Regions from separate parts of the Homo sapiens genome. Here region 2 is linked to region 1. The links are chromatin loops, found by intact Hi-C in ENCODE. Cell type or tissue: Calu3. All regions are shown on one strand. Each heading gives the region's core, and the rest is flanking DNA. Links, peaks and the distances in the headings are about the cores only. Region 1 overlaps OSBPL9 (oxysterol binding protein like 9). Region 2 overlaps OSBPL9 (oxysterol binding protein like 9).

Region 1 (8,339 bases), core at 282-8,281:
GCCCTGAGTTTGGCTTTGACAGAGATGACGATGAATTTGGAAGTGCCCTTCAGTAAATACGAGGATGCAAAGGCTGTCTACTGGTCACGTTCATTTTGGTATTTCTAAAGTTCTATGATATTTTTAATGTGAAATTTTTCAAATGTTTTTTAATGTGAAAAGATTATTATATTTTGTACGCTCAGCCATCCCCACTTCAATCTCTGTTGATATTAAGATTAGTAGGGAATTTAACTGTAAGTTTGGTTCAGCCAGGAAAGAGCATTATTTTGTTAGCACCATGTTCTGCTGGTTGGAAAGTCAGGCACTCACATGGTTTGCACGCTGTTGATTAAGAAAGGGGACGATGACAAGAAAATCTGATAATCAGGCTTTTGTTCAGAGAAGCAAATTCTAGGATGTCCCCTGGGGTATGTTGAGTTCTATCTGTAGCTAAACTTTATACTGTAGAGCGAAAACAGATATTTATGATGATTCTTATATAGAAAAAAGACTTTGTGATTACTGTAGTATACTTAGAAAATTATATTTAGGAAGCTTTTCAGTAAAGGTTTAAACAAAGATTGTTAAGCTTGAAAGAATAGTTCTTATACTGACAATGTAATTAAGCCACGTATTCCTCCTTAAATATTTTAATGAAGTTCTACCACACACAGGCATTTAAAGCTACTTTCCATCTTCCTTATTTTCCATCTCCAGTCACCAGGTCCTGTTATGTTTGCCTTAGTAATATTTTTCAGATTCGTCACTTTTTTCTAGATGATAATGCTTTAATTCAGGCCATCATGGTCTCTCACCTAGACTTTTGCAAGGCTTTCTGACTAGTCTGTCACTGGACTCCCCTTACCCCATCCTTTTTATCCAAAAACAAATTTGGAATGGGTTGCCGCTCTTATAGTTAAGAATGTGTTTTGGCTCCTCCTTGCCAGAGTCCAGCTGCCCAGCATGTCCTGGAGGCCCTTCTTCATATTCTGGTCCTGATTTATCTCTGAGTCCAGACTCAGCTCCAGGTGCTTTACCCACGGCATCCACTGTGAACTGTTTCTCATTGAGAACATGCCATAGCCTCTCACAGTTATTTGTCTTTTCACAGCCTTTCCTTCTTGCTTAGATTACCCCACTGTATCTCAAGTGGTAAGCCTCCAGTTCTTCCTTAGCATACAGCTCCTGTGTTAACCTTTTCTATGATGCCTTCCTTCAGGCAGGGTGAGTTTGTTACTCTTGTGTGTGCTACTACAGCACTTTGCTCATATCTCCATATCACAGCCTTCACTAAGTTGTATTGTAAATTTTTAAACATATGTGATTCTTGCATTAAACCCTGATTTCCTAGAGATCTGGGGTTCTCACTCATCTTTGTATCCCCGGGGCCTTTGTCCCTAGTTTAGTGCATGGCACATAGTAGGTGTTCAGTAAGTGCTTAAGTGATCAAAATATGTGACGATAATAGCTTAAGTGTGTAAACCTTTGACTCAGTTTTACTGGAGTTAGGTTTTTCCCTGTGAGTTAAAAATGCTTCCTAGGTCACCAAGCTCCCTGGTTGCTACCAGACATGAGAAACGGGGGATTGGAAAAATGTTTAGAAACAGTGCTAAAAATGGTGAGCAGGGCCGGGTGCGGTGGCTCACGCTGTAATCCTAGCACTTTGGGAGGCCCAGGCTGGCAGATCACCTGAGGTCAGGAGTTGGAGAGCAGCCTGGCCAACATGGTAAAACCTCATCTCTAATAAACGTACAAAAATTAGCTGGGTGTGGTGGTGGGCATCTGTAAGCCCAGCCACTTGGGGGGCTGAGGCAGGAGAATTGCTTGAACCTGGGAGGAGGAGGTTGCAGTGAGCCGAGGTCACACCATTGCACCCCAGCCTGGGTGACAGAGCGAGACTCTGTCTCAAAAACAAACAAAAAAAAAAGTGGGCAGACTTCCAGGACTCCCCACCTTCCCCTACCCAATCTATAGGACCTCTAACATGATTAAAATAATACTAATAGTAGTACGAGTACTAATTGGTTCTGGAGTATTGTTAGTATCATAGGAAAAAGCATGTAGGCTAGCTAGAATGTCAGGGAAACTGCTTTAAAGGTGAAATTTGAGCTCATTCCAGATGATTAGGTAATGCTTAATTATATTTGCTATTAATATTATCTCTATTGTCCTTAAAGACATCCTTTGAAGATGATGATAGTACCTGGCCATAATAGACATTAAATAAATATATGTGTCATGAATGAATGGTTTGGTTGCTCTGTATGTGTGTGTATACATGTGCGCACGCAGGAGAGAGAGAAGAGAACTGTAGTTCCTGCCATATTGGAGTTCATTTATTTCTGGAGACACCTTTAGGAACTTGGCTTCTTTGCTGTATTGACTGAACAACTCGTTTTTCCCAAAATGTGCCACTTCAATTAAGTTATTCTGCTTACTCCGTTGTTTCTTTGCATTCTCTGCATTCCAGAGCATGTTTTAAAATCTGGTTGTGTTAGTCTTTCTCACTCAGTTTCAAGGTTACACTAAATGACAGAGTTTGCTTGTGTTTTGACATATTTTGTCATACCGTGGAGGACTTGGCTGCAGTTGGAACCTGTAAATTCTTACTGTGTTTATTTAAATGAAATTAATTTTTATTAAGGTGAATACACGGGCCCCAGGTTTTCCAATATGGTTAGGAATTTATCCTCCTGGTGAACCTAGTTGTTTACCTGGAAGTATTGGCATCACACAATCCTAGAGCTGGAGAGAATTTTCAAATTCTAATTCCATTTCTACCTTTTTAAAAATTTTTATTATTGTGGAGAAATCAGTCTCAAAGCAGCTAAACGACTTGCCCATGGCCACATAGCTAGAGAGTAAATGACTAGGGCCAGAGCCTAGATGACTCTTGCTCTTTTATTTTCTCCAGAGAGACTCAGGGTGCTGCCCTGGTAGTCTCCACCCCTTGGTCGCCTTTCCCCCCCAAACCCTAGTACTTATTCCCATTTTTAGCCACTAATTTTGGTTTCCTTGAGATTCAGCATCCAGATCCAAAAAATATACATTCTTCTGTAACAGAATATTGTTCCTCAGTTGGCCTCCTTGTGCTTCTCAGCTCCTCAGTTTGGGAATATGCCTTTTCTGGTTATTCTCCATTTTCTTGCAGATTTGTTCTCTGGCCTTCTCTCTTCCGTGCTCTAGGAGGCTGACTTTTACAGCTTTCAGCATCTGGGATCCTTTATCCCTTGGCTTCTGGTTGGGGTTTAGCAAATGGGAAGCAGTGACAGAAAATGGAAGGGAAAAAAGGCCTTTGGAGTATTTGTTCCTTCTGCTCCTTCCATGCTTTGAGGCAATTCTGGCAGTGACTGTTTTACAGCCGTCCATGTCCACTGGCCGGTGGGAACCTTGTTTGTTTCCTTGCCCCTTCAGGCTACTTGCAGCTCTTAATTCCTGAGTACCTCAGCATCTCTTGTTAGTTTTCTTAGCCCTACTCTCACTTCTGTGGGTACTGTAGTCACTTGATTAAAGAAAAGTTCAAACATTGTATCTGATTATGCTGTTTCCTGCCAGGGCCCACTAGCCCGGTGGAGTACTGCTTTACCCCTCCCATTTCTGTCCAAATCCTACACTCTAAATTGCATCCTCTGTGAAAGCTTTCTCGTCCTTATAACTTTCTCCTTTGAATTTCTTCGTGCTTTTCTGATAACATTTTACCATGCTTGAATCAATTATTTGTAGACAGATATATATTCCCTCTAATAGAATGAAACTCTTTTAGATCTGTGTCTGCTTCATCTTGGCATCCCCAAAGGATCCGGCACAGGGCCATAGTCATAAGAGATGCTCAGTGAATAAGTAATTATTGTAACACTGAATTCTAAGGTCCAGCATAGTATGTGTAAAAATGTGCTCAGGATAAGATTTAGTGTGAGATAACGAGTTTTTAGAGAGACAAGAAGATTGTCATTGCCTCATCTTGTTTCTTGTTTTACTACCATTTATTTCAATGTGTTTTTCTCCTAGTTAGTTTCTCTTTCTTCTTAAAAACGTTTAGCCTTGGAAAAATTCAGCAGCCATACATTACAGCAACCAACTAATATAATAAATCCCTTAAAATAACTCTATGAGTTATTTATGATTTTTCCACGAATATTCTGATTTATAATCTGCAAGAACTAGTTCCTTGATTACTTTTTGTGTTTAAATGTTAACAGGTGGGCACATTGCAGAATTCCTTAATTCATTTACAAAATTTTTATTGAGGACTTGCTACAAACCAAACACTAGCCCGGTGGAGATAGTAGAGAATAAAACGAAGTCCTGTTTTCATTGGCTTGTATTTTATATCATCTTGATAGATTCTGACAATTAAACTAAATCAGTAATTTTGTATGCACTTTTTAACAACTTTAGCGAAAACCGAATCTGTTTTCTTCTGGTACTCATTGGCAGCTAAAATTAGATATACGAAGACAGCTTTGGCATATATAATTTCTAAGAGATAAATGTCAGAACAATTGTTGAGTCTATTCAAGTCAGGGTCGTTGTTTTATTTTGTTTGCCTGTGACTGATCATCTATCTGTTAGTCCTGACTAGCTATCACCTTGAGTGTTAATTTGTCAATTTGTTATATTCTGCTGTAGAGATTCAGTCTTGTTAGATTAATATATCAGGTTTTGTTTTTGAAAACATTTCATAATCAAATTTTCAAGAAGTATTAGGCTATAAGAATTTTGCAGTTATTTCAGAACCTGAACTAACTACTAAAGTACTCAGTTTAAGGATTCACGTATTTAATGTTAATTTTTCCTAGTTATTTGTAGAACACATTTCCAGGAAATTTACTCATTTTTGATGGATCCTTAAAAGTAGACTCCAGATAGGCTTTCCAAAATGCTCTTAATCTGAGGTTGGGGAATGGAAGAATATTTTTCTTTCATCCTGTACTAGTAAACCTCTCAGAGTTTATTTAGATCCTGGAATGATTTACTCCATGACTTCTAAGAAAGATACTGCAAGTAGCCTAACCAACTAAAGTATCTCAGAAGAAAAGTGTTGGCTGATTGCCAGCACTACATAGTCCAACAGTGCTTTTGTTAGGTGGTGTGCTGTAGTAGGTGTTTTCTTCTTTAAGAGATTGCTTTCTTGGATGTTGAGTCATGATCATGTTGTTGGCAGGAAGGAGGTGGAAAAAAAAAACTTTGCCATTTTGCTTGGTTATATTGGCCACTTTTCATTATTTTATTTATTCCAGTATAGTGATTACGAAGTTTTAAGTGCTTTTTGCTAGTGCGTGCTTTACCTTTAAATGATATTATAAATTTGCTATCCTACTTTTTTGCTTGGAAAGGTGTATCTGAGCAGCTTTAGCATTTGCCAGATTTACTCCTGGAAAACATTTTATAATTTTATAGACAATTTCAAAAGAATAATGCTTATGACCTTGCATGCTAAAATGGTTATAAAATTTTCTAAAAATGTTCATAACCTGTAGCTTCTGAACATTTTTACCTAAAGCTTTTGAATGTAAATTATAAAATAAATGCATATTTATTTTAAAAAATTAAACAACATGAATGTGTAAAATAAAAACTCAGAGTCACTGTCTCACATGCCCTCATTCCTCAGTCCCATTCCCTAGGGGTAACTGCAGGTGTTTTGTTTCTTTTGTTTCATGTGTTATATTTCAGGGGTGTGTGTGTGTGTGTGTGTGTGTGTGTGTGTGTGTGTACATTTTTTAAAATGAAACTTCTAGTGCGTAAGTAAAATTACATAAAACTGCAACTTGAGTATTATTCATGTGTGTACTTATCTAGCATAAGGTAAGCACTCAGTTAATATTAACTGCATTGAATTCCAGTGTCTTTTATTTCTGTAGCTTGCTTTCTGCATTCAGAACCTGTAAACTCATTTCATTTTAGGTTTTGTAGTTTTTTAAAAAGGCAATTTGCTGGATTCTGAATCATCTGAGGCAATTTTATATGCCTTTCATAACATTTGTGTCTTAAAAATCCTAGCTATATCCTATATAGAGAGGGTGACCATGTAATTTATTGCCTAAACTGGGATACTTGAGAGTGAAGGAGGCTGCTAATAATAACTTTGCTGAGACAACCAGGCATAAACTGACCATCCAGGCAAACTAAAATATACAGTCATCCTATTTACAGACTTAAGTTTTTTGTTTGTTTTGGTTAGTTTAGTAACTTCTTATATGGGTTTGTTGAATAAATTGGGAGTGTCTGGGAAAGACAAGCTGTCAGTGATTTAAATAGAGAAAAATGGTACGAATTCCAGACCTTTATTGTTTAGTTGTATAAGTAACCAAATCACTTTATGGAGTTAGTATTTGTGTTTTGTTCTATAAGTCAAAGGGTGTATTAGTATCAGATGAGGGTATCATGAAGAGTAAGGAATTGTGCTAAGGGTTATGATTGAAGTTCTTGCATTTTAGCTGTACCCGATTCCTGTACCAGATTTTAGCTGTACCAGATTTATTTTTTAGCAGAAACTGAACATTACACATAAACCTTTCTTTGTAAATTTAAAGATAAACGCAATTCTGGTTTTTCAAAGCACTAACATATGTTCAAAAATTAGATTCTTTTATGAAAAAAACTTTCTTTATATTGTTTGATTCTTTGTTACCAAGGTAATAATTAAGTACAGTTTACCTTTTGTGGTTCAGTCATAATACCCAGTGCTTTCCTGAACATCTCATATTGGAATATTTTTCCTGCTCTGTTTTCCATACTGTGTTTTACCACTTGTTTTGTCTGTTATTCATTTCTTTTTTATTACCATTCTCTATTATCTTCTTGGGAGTTCATCAACTTATAGCTTGTTTTTAAAACAGATGTTAAATACAATTTAACTTATGCTTATAGCCTTTACTTGATTGTAGATCTATATGAAAATTGCCTGTGGTTATAGTATTATCTAGTTCTTGATTCGTTTTGTTTTTATCCATCCGTACTCATTGAGTGCCTTCTATGCGTAAGGGCCTGGAGATATAGTGGTGAATCCTGGTTATCTAAGGCTCCAAATTATGAAGGGGAAGTAGAACACCTACCACTGTGTTACTTTACATGTATTACTCATTTAATCTCTCCAGTAACCTTGAGTAGTTTATTATTATACTCATGGATGAGAAAATGTAAGTGAAAAAAGTAATTTGGCTAGATCACACAGGTAATTCATTAGAAAGTTGCAGATTCAGGATTTAAAACTAGATGAGTCCTTAAAGCTGTGCTCGTTTCCACTATGTCAAGGGCCTTCAGGCAGTTTTTAGATTACATTTTAGTGCCCTTCTGTCATTAATTCCTTTTAAACATCATTGTGATTTAATAGAAAAGTATAATGGATTTGGTCAAAGGACTAGGTTGATATCCCAATTGAAAAAAAATTCAGCTGGATGATTTGGGTAAGCACTTATAAAACAGGTTTAATATCTGTCTACCTTACTGTATTATAATGCTCAAATGAGAAAGCTTGTAAAGTGTCTAGTAGAGTACCTAATACTCTGAAAAAAATTTAATATACATTGTGCATCCATGATGTTAGAGCTGCTTACTTAGCATTACAGAAAAAGACCTTACTTTTCAGGGCATTCTTGAGGTACCTAGCAGTTGGTAAGGTAACTACAGCTACCATGTTGACAATAAAGAACCTAATTTGAAGCCTTAGATTATCAAGACATTGGTAAATGGAAAATAACTTCTCTAAGGTATAGTGAAAGGAAAGGTTTAATACTAGGCTCAATTTTATGGATATTTTTTAATTGATGATCTTCACTCCAAATGAATTGATAGTTGACTATTCCTTAGGATTAAAAGAGATGAAAATCTTAACCCCAGAACTTCCCTGTTCTTCTAAGTCCTGTTCTTCCCTTAGCAGAAATGGATAAACCACGGGGACAGTAGGGATTGTAAATGTTTCCAAATTTTCAGTAATCCAAGGAAATCACAGATTAGTGTGCCTCACATAAAATCATGGTATAAGTAATATTTCTGGTCTCTTTAATATACTTTTTTTCATCGTCAAACCACTTTTGGTAGGGAGACAAGATGTCATTTCTCTAAAAACTTAATTTGCTAACTTAAATTTCTAAGAAAGGCCATTATGTTTGGCATAATCTTTTTTTTTTTAACTTGCCACTTGCTGCTCATGTACCTACTTTTCCTCTGTGTAGTTACAGATTTTTCTCTTACTATTCCTTTACTTGATTATTGATGTTAGACTCACAGCATGGTAACTTTCTATTCTCTCTTTTCCTTACTTTTATGGAAGATCAGTACCACACTTGCTTTTTTCCAGTCTTCTGGTATCTCTCCAGTTCTTGAATTTTCAAAAATAATTGTAAGTGATTGAA
Region 2 (8,339 bases), core at 282-8,281, 99 kb before region 1:
AAAAAATGAGAGTTTTTAAATTGCCTTTTAAAAAATACTTTTCTCTTTTTTTTGAGACCGAGTCTTACTCTGTCCTCCAGGCTGGATCTTGGCTCACTGCAACCTCCACCTCCTGGGTTCAAGCAATTCTCCTGCCTCAGCCTCCCAGGTAGCTGGAATTACAGGTGTTCGCCACCACGCCTGGCTAATTTTTTTATATTTTTAGTAGAGACGTGGTTTCGCCATGTTGGCCAGGCTGGTCTTGAACTCCTGACCTCAGGCGATCCACCCGCCTTGGCCTCCCAAAGTGCTGGGATTACAGGTGTCAGCCATCTCACCTGGCCACTTTTATCTTTATTATAAAAGTAAAATAAGGCCAGGTGAGGTAGCTAACACCTGTAAACCTAGCACTTTGGAGGCCAAGACGGGAGGATTGCTTGAGCCCAGGTGTTCAAGACCAGCCTGGGCAATGTAGGGAGACCCCTGTCTCTACAAAAAAATAAAAAATAAAAATTATCCAGGTGTGGTGATGCATGCCTGTGGTTCCAGCTACTGGGTGGGGATGGGGGAATGGGTGCGAGGTAGAAGGATCAATGAGCCTGGGAAGTAGAGGCTGCAGTGAGCTGTGTTCCTGCCAGTCCACTCCAGCCCGGGCAACAGAGCAAGACCCTGTCTCAAAAAATAAAGTAAATAAAATAAAATAAAATAAAATAAAATAAAATGAAAACAGGGTCTTGCACTCTGTCACGGGGGCTAGAGTGCAGGGGCATGATCATGGTTCACTGCAGCCACAACCTCCTGGGCTCAAGCAGTCTTCTTACTTAAGCCTTCAGAGTACCTGGGACCACAGGTGTGAACCACCACACCAGCTAATTTTAAAAAAACCATTTTGTAGAAATGGGGCCTCACTATGTTGCCCAGGTTGGTCTCAAACTTCAGGGCTCAAGTGATCTTTCCACCTCAGCCTCCCAAAGTGCTGGGATTACAGGTGTAAGCCGCCTTACCTGGCTTGGAAATAATTATTAACAGTTTTTCATTGCAAACATTTTTCCTGAGCCCCAACCTCCAGATTTGAACAAGGAGCTTTTGGAGCATAGCCCCATTCTAAATTGGAGTCTATAGGATGAGACTTGGAATTAGGACTAAGCATCTGAAATTTCATGGGTCTAGCTGTTGTTCTTGCTAACCACATTTTTGTGTGTTGCACAAATTTTTCTATCTTCTATACATTTTTGTAGTGTTCTTCTTGTTCCCTTTTTATAATCTTGTTATTCTGGGCCCTCTATTAGTCTTTGCTAAATAGGGAAAAAGGTCCTTGGGCAATTTTTGGTAGAGGAGTGAACTTGAATGTTAATAATGGATTGTCATTTCACAGTTTGGTGGGAGAAGTACTGATGGTGGAGGAGCATAAAACAGAGTTTAACACTCCCTCATTATTTCCTTTAATCAACTCTGTGAATAAACACAAGTCAATATTTAGTATTTTGGGTGGTATGTGAAAAACAAAACAAAAATAGAAAATCTGTGTCGAGGTTGTAGGGAAGTTGAAACTTTCCCTCTGAAGGTTTGAATCCAAGTCGGCTGAAATGAGTTGACAGTCGCCAGATTAACAGGAGAAAAGGTATACAAATTTATTCACGTGCATAAGCATGGGAGCCATACAAAATATGAGACTCAAAGAAAGGCCAACTGAAGTTTTATACCATGCAGAAAGGAATAGAGGGTTAAGGGTATCCTGGGGTTGTGGGGAAGGGGTTGCTGCAGTGTATGAGAGTGAGAGGAGGAAACATGGTGTATTAGTCTGTTCTCACGCCGCTGACAGAGCCATACCTGAGACTGGGTAATCTATAAAGAAAAAGAGGTTTAATGGACTCTCAGTTCCACATGGCTGGGGTGGCCTCACAATCGTGGTAGAAGGCGAAAAGCATGTCTTACGCTGGGGCAGGCAAAGAGAGAATAAGAACCAAGGGAAGAGGGAAACCGCTGAAAACCATCATATCTCATGAGACTTTTTCACTACCACAAGAAACAGTATGGGGGAAACTGGCCCTATGATTCAATTATCTCTCACCAGGTCCCTCCTACAACATGTGGGAATTACGGGAGCTACAATTCAAGATGAGATTTGGGTGGAGACACAGGCAAACATATCCCATGGCCAGCAAGGGCTGGGCCGTCTTGTTATGCAGGAGAAATCTCTCAGTAGATCATTTTACCTGTGGGAAAAGTTTCTCTGTCAGACTTCGAAAAGTGTGTCAAGAGCAGAGTGTGATGGGTCATACCTATAGTCCCAGCCACTGGAGAGGCTGAGTTAGGAAGATCCCTTGAGCCCAGAAGTTTGAGTTCAGCCTGGGCAACATAGATAGACCCCATCTGTATTAAAAAAAAAAATGTCAGAACTTTGGTCTCCTTTTCCTGTGAGGTAATCTTCCTAGATTAGATAAGGCAGATAAGGAGGTCTCAGAAAAAGGTGTTTGCACCTCGCTGTTACTCCACTAATGTAGATTACCTCTGCAGATACAAGTCTCCCCTACCAAAGTACAGCTTTTCAGAGTTATTCTCGTGTCTGCAGCCCCTCTGAGAATAGCTATCTCAAAATATGCCAAAGAAGTATATTTTGGGGTGGTATATTTTGATTTCCTTCAAGGTGCAGCATATATTACTAACATGCTATCAGTAGTTTGCAGAACTTGGGCTACTATTTAGTTTTTAATATTTAACTTTATAAGGGATGCAAAAACCCTAAGTCATCATGGCTGTGCTTAATTGAGCTCCGTGAAAGTGGTTCTCTCCACTCACCTGTTGTCCTGAAATTCTGACTTGAAGATAAAATTATCCTTTTTTAAAAACAGTGAAAAACCTGAGACTCGACAATGTTATAGGCCACTAGATCAAAGTCCATATGTCCACAATCCTCTGCCTGCAATTTTGAAATCTCTACAGCCCTGAATTAAAAAGATTTTTCCCCCTAAATTTATGATACGCTCATTTGGAAGTAAAGCCTATCTTGAACTGATGTGTGGCTATTTATAATCTTTATCATGCTTAGTGTAAATATTTGTTTGTTGTACTATAGATATATTAATATGCTTGGTTGTGGAATTAATATCCTTGGCTACCCTAGACCTCACTGCAGGTGACACAATTTATGTACTGTATGTATGTATATGTGTGTGTGTGTGTGTGTGTGTGTATCCTTTCTAAAATCAATCCTTCCTTCCTTCCTCTCTCTCTCTTGTTTTTTTTTTTTTTTTTTTTTTTTTTGAGACAGGGTCTTGCTTCGTTATCCAGGCTGGAGTTTAGTGGCATGATCATAGTTCACTGTAGCCTCAAACTCCTAGGCTCAAGTAATCCTTCCACCTCAGCCTCCCCAGTAACTAGGAATATAGGCATTTGCCACCTCTCCTGGATGCCACTTCATTCTTTTTTTTTTTTTCCCTTTGAGACAAAGTCTGGCCCTATTACCCAGGCTGGAGTGCAATGGCATGATTCAGCTCACTGCATCCTCTGACTCCTAGGCTGAAACCATCCTCCCACCTCAGCCTCCCAAGTAGCTGGGACTACAGGTGCACACTGCCACACCAGGCTCATTTTTGTATTTTTTGTAGAGATGGGGTTTCACCATGTTGTCCAGGTTGGTCTTGAACTTGTGAGCCCAAGTAATCCTCCTGGCTCGGCCTCCCAAAATGCTGGGATTGCAGGTATGACCCACCACACCCAACCCAAATTGTCTTACCTTTCTAAAATTGTGAAGGCTGGGCACAGTGGCTCATGCCTGTCATCTTAGCATTTTGGGAGGCCAAGGTGAGAGGATCACTTGAGGCCAGGAGTTCAAGGCCAGCCTGGGCAACAGAGTAACACTCCATCTCTACTTTAAAAATAAATAAATAAATAAATAAATAAAATTGTCATTTCCAAAACACATCTGATCCAAAGGTCTTGGGATAAGGGATGTGGACATGTATTTGTAATCTAGTGACCTAGGAATTTACATGCTAGAGATGGTTCAGAAGTCAGCATTACCGCCCTCTGAGGCACTGCTGAGAGGCTTTACAGGGTGACATACTCCTCTGAATTCAGAAAGATCACTGATTTTACACCCAGCCTTTGTGGTTGAGAAAAACCTTTAAGGAAGACTTAAATTAACCAGGTTTATAGTGACTGTGGTACAAATGTACCTTTGGATCCATACCTAGGTTCAAATCCTGTTTCTCTCACTTGCTATCTGTGAGTCTGTGGACAAGTTACTCCAACCTTTCTGTCACTGATTCCTCAGTTATAAAATGAGTATAACATGCCAGGCATGTTGGCTCACGCCTGTAATCCACCACTTTGGGAGGCTGAGGTGGGTGGATCACATGAGGTCAGGAGTTCAAGAACAGCCTGACTAACATGGTGAATCACCGTCTCTACTAAAAATACAAAATTAGCCGGGCTTGGTGGCGCATGCCTTTAATCCCAGCTACTCAGGAGGCTGAGGCAGGAGAATCAGAGGCTACAGTGAGCCGAGATCACACCACTGCACTCCAGCCTGGGCAACAAGAGTGAAACTCTGTCTCAAAAAAATAAATAAATAAAACTAAATAAAATGGGTATGATAAAAGAACCAATATCATAAGATCATTGTGAGAATTAAATAAAATAGTATTTAAAGCACTAGCACAGTGTCTGGCACATAAGTGCTCAGTAAATGATAACAAAAAGCTAAAGTTTATGGAGGTGTTTGACATAGTAATATTCACTAAATGTACACAGTGGTCACCATTATATGAATCAGTATTCCAATTTATTAATTCACAACAAGAAATATAACTTAAGAAGACTCTACATTTAGGCTATCTAACTGATACATTTATTCTCTGAATGCAAACTCTTTGGGATGCCAAATTATAAGCAGCATCAGACCAAAGTTATATGTTATAGGTATTTAGTGGCATTAGATATTGACATCAAGATGCAGTATCTCCATGTTAGAGACATACCTATTACCAGAATGTAACAGGTTTAATCTTTGGGTCAAAAAAACTTCTATCCTTGCCTTCTGATATTAGTTCTGGCCTTCTTTCTCTAGTTCTAAAATACTTAGTATAATGATCTCCAGGCTGTTCCATCTCTTAAAGATGATCTTGTATATATCTCTGTTTTGATATATGTCTCTTTTCTTTAAGGGAAGGCAGCCTTGTTCCCAGGATCTTGGAGAGACCCCCAAAATCACCATTACCTTGTTTACTGATATATTTTTGTATATTGAATCAATAGACATTAAATCTGATGCTCAAAATGAGACCATCTGTAACTGACAGGGAAAGGAGGGAAGGATGAGATAGTTATCTATGATAACTTGAAGGATGAGTGATGGGGAAAATTTCTCCATTATTGTGAGTCTGTGACTACTCAAGAGTTTTTGTTGGTGTAGCTTTCTGGAAGCATAATGACATTTGGGGCTATTGAGTGTCCCAAGGCAGTAACTGGGGAAGGGTCTCTAGTACATTAAATGCTATCAGGATGGCTTTAGGAGTCCGTGCTCTCTTAAATAGAAAGGAGACTACATTCTGGGTGTGGTGGCTCACACCTGTAATCCCAGTACTGCTTGAGGCCAGGAATTTGAGACCAGCCTGAGCAACATAGTGAGACTCTACCTGTATAAAAAAAATTTTTTTTAAAGAAAAGAAAGGCGGGGCACGGTGGCTCATACCTGTAATCCTATCACTTTGAGAGGCTGAGGCAGGCAGATCCCTTGAGTTCAGGAGTTAGTGACCAGCCTGGGCAACATGGTGAAACCCTGTCACTACAAAAAATACAAAAATATTAGCTGGGTGTGGTGGTGTGCCCCTGTAGTGAGCTATGATTGCACCACTGCACTCCAGCCTAGGTGACAGAGTAAGACTCTGTCTCATAAAAATAAAAATAAAAATCTGAACAGATGCAGTGGCTCACACCTGTAATCTTAGCACTTTGGGAGGCCAAGTCCAGAGGATTGCTTGAGGTCAGGAGTTCAAGACCAGACTGGCCAACATAGCAAGAATGCCTTAAAAAAAAAACTACAGGAGTGAGTGAGAGTTGCTGCTATCATTTCCTATTTTGTAACTGTTGTAATTAGTGTATCTTCGTAGAATTTTGTCAAGTACTATTTATTAATTTACTTTTATTGACGTATAATTTTCTTCCAGTAAAAAACACATATTTTAAGTGTATAATTAGTTGAGTCTTTGCATTTATTTACAGCCTTGTCACTAATATCCCAATCAAAATATGAAGCATTGTTATCTTCCTGCAAAATTCCCTCCTGTCCCTTTCCTGTCTGTCCCATGCCCTAGAACCAGCGTCTTGTGATTCCTGTCTTCATGGGTTAGTTTGCCTGTCAAGTTTTCCTCCTGTGTGCCAGTAGTAGATGGTCGAAGGTACAACACTGGCTATGTGTGCAACCTCATATGCACTTGGAAATGAACTAACATGTCTCTCAATGTGGAAACAGTGTTTACATTTATGCGTAAAGGAGAGGAACTGTTGTGACATTTGTCCACGTTCATTGTCCCCAGGTCTTCTACCATCAACATGTTAAATGTTCTTTGCAAAGTACAGTGTAGCAAGGGTAGCATATTGAGTTGGGGTGGTGGGGACAAGGATGAGTCAGAAACTACCTTTGGGAGAAGTGATGAGACATGCACATACGTTATTATCATGTAAGATAGAAATAATAAGTGCCTTAAGAAAAGTAATATGGCATGCTGTATATTAATAAGTTCAGAAGGAGACCTCACTTTTAGCTGTGAGAGATTCATAGCAAGTCAGTGAGTTTATTGCTTGATCTTCAACACAGTGTACTTTAAGCAAAGTAAAATTAACATTCAAATAAATTTAAGTGTCCTCATGTAACAGATTCGGGGAGGCATTCCTAGTTGTTTTTTTTTTTTTTTTTTTTTTTTTTGAGATAGGGTCTCGCTCTGTGGTCCAGGCTGGAGTGCAGTGGCGCAATCAGGGGTCATTGCAGCCTTGACCTCCTGGGCTCAGGCAATCCTCCTGCCTCAGCCCTCCAGTAGCTGGGACTATAGGCACACACCACCATGTCTGGCTAATTTTTATTTTTTTTTAATTTTAGTAAAGAGGAAGTCTCACTATGTTGCCCAGGCTGGTCTCAAATTCCTGAGCTCAAGCAATCCTCCCACTTCAGCCTCCCAAAGTGCTGGGATTATGGCATGAGCCACCATACTTGGCCATTCTTTGCTTTATAAAAGGATTGTAGAATTAATGTAAATGGCAAGGAAATCTTCCTTACTGAATTTTAAATATGTTTGCACAAAACTTTTTCAGACACATTTACTTTGTAAACTCATATTTATATTTCCAATTAAACAGGTTTTTATTGATTGCAGTATATACTGGCACCAAGCTAGATTTTATGAGTTAATTTTTAAACTTAATAAGATGTTTTTAGTACTTAGTATGTGCTAGGAATAAACTGAACTAATCTTCTAAAAGCTTGCAGTCCTGTTGGAGATACAATTAAGTAGTTACAATCAAGATATAATCAAGTAGTTACTTTTGTGCTTTTGATTTAGTGCTTTTTATTAGATATTATTAATCTCTAATTGTTTTATTGTAATAATTTAAAATACAGTTGTAAAAATTTGATTGAAGAGGACTGAAAGTTTACAGAACCGGGGAAAAGGTTTCCCCTGTGTTACTTGGGAGTGTTGAATAGCTTGAATTGGGACTGAATGGGCATATTTTGAGTGAATTATGTTTGTTGGATGAGTAAGATAACTGGGAAAGTGGTCTGGGACCATTCATTGAGCAGACATTTATCTATTAATAATACCTTCCAGGTCCCAGGCATTAATTAGGTTCTGAAAGATAGGGTGGGAATAATAGTAATGTAAAGATAATTTTTTTTTTTTTTTGAAACAGGCTCTCACTCTGATGCCCAGACTGGAGTGCAGTGCATTGTAACCTCTAACTCCTGGGCTAACAGGATCCTTCCACCGCAGCCCCCTGAGTACCTAGGATTACAGGTGTGTGCCACCACACCTGGCTAATTAAAAAAAATTTTTTTTTTTAGAGATGGGTTCTCACTATGTTGCCCAGGCTGGTCTCCAACTCCTGGCCTGAAGTGATCCCCCTGCCTCAGCCTCCAAAATGCTGAAATTACAGGTGTGAGCCACTGTGCGTTGCCATATTAAAGCAGATTTAAGACTGACATTTAGCTAAATAGTTCTTAGTATGTTCTTAAAATTACTTTTTCCTAAGGATTTAAGAAATGGACCAAGCAGGCAGACCGCTGTGTGATTTGAGATTATTATGAGCTATTCTCTTGAGAATGCAGGTCATCTCATTGTTGGTCATTACCTTGCTCTGACTGG

Evidence for each region. Hi-C counts contacts between places; a loop is a spot of excess contacts. Peaks named below come from ENCODE experiments on the same cell type or tissue, not always from the same donor. Only the 100,000 strongest peaks of a DNase experiment are listed, where the experiment ranks them.
Region 2: a loop joins it to region 1, with 2.2 times the contacts of the local background. A loop is called at or near these places in 16 of 110 quality-filtered maps.

The regions. Positions count from the first base shown.
Region 1 is chr1:51,731,886-51,740,224 of GRCh38, forward strand. All of the region lies in intron 4 of OSBPL9 (oxysterol binding protein like 9), which reads left to right. Among named protein-coding and RNA genes, the nearest start is that of MIR761, 100 kb to the right of the region's middle. In Calu3, for the core only: no CTCF peak of the experiment used is centred there; a DNase peak (open chromatin) is centred at 5,056.
Region 2 is chr1:51,632,936-51,641,274 of GRCh38, forward strand. The region is part of intron 1 of OSBPL9 (oxysterol binding protein like 9); the gene reads left to right. Among named protein-coding and RNA genes, the nearest start is that of OSBPL9, 20 kb to the left of the region's middle. In Calu3, for the core only: no CTCF peak of the experiment used is centred there; a DNase peak (open chromatin) is centred at 4,346.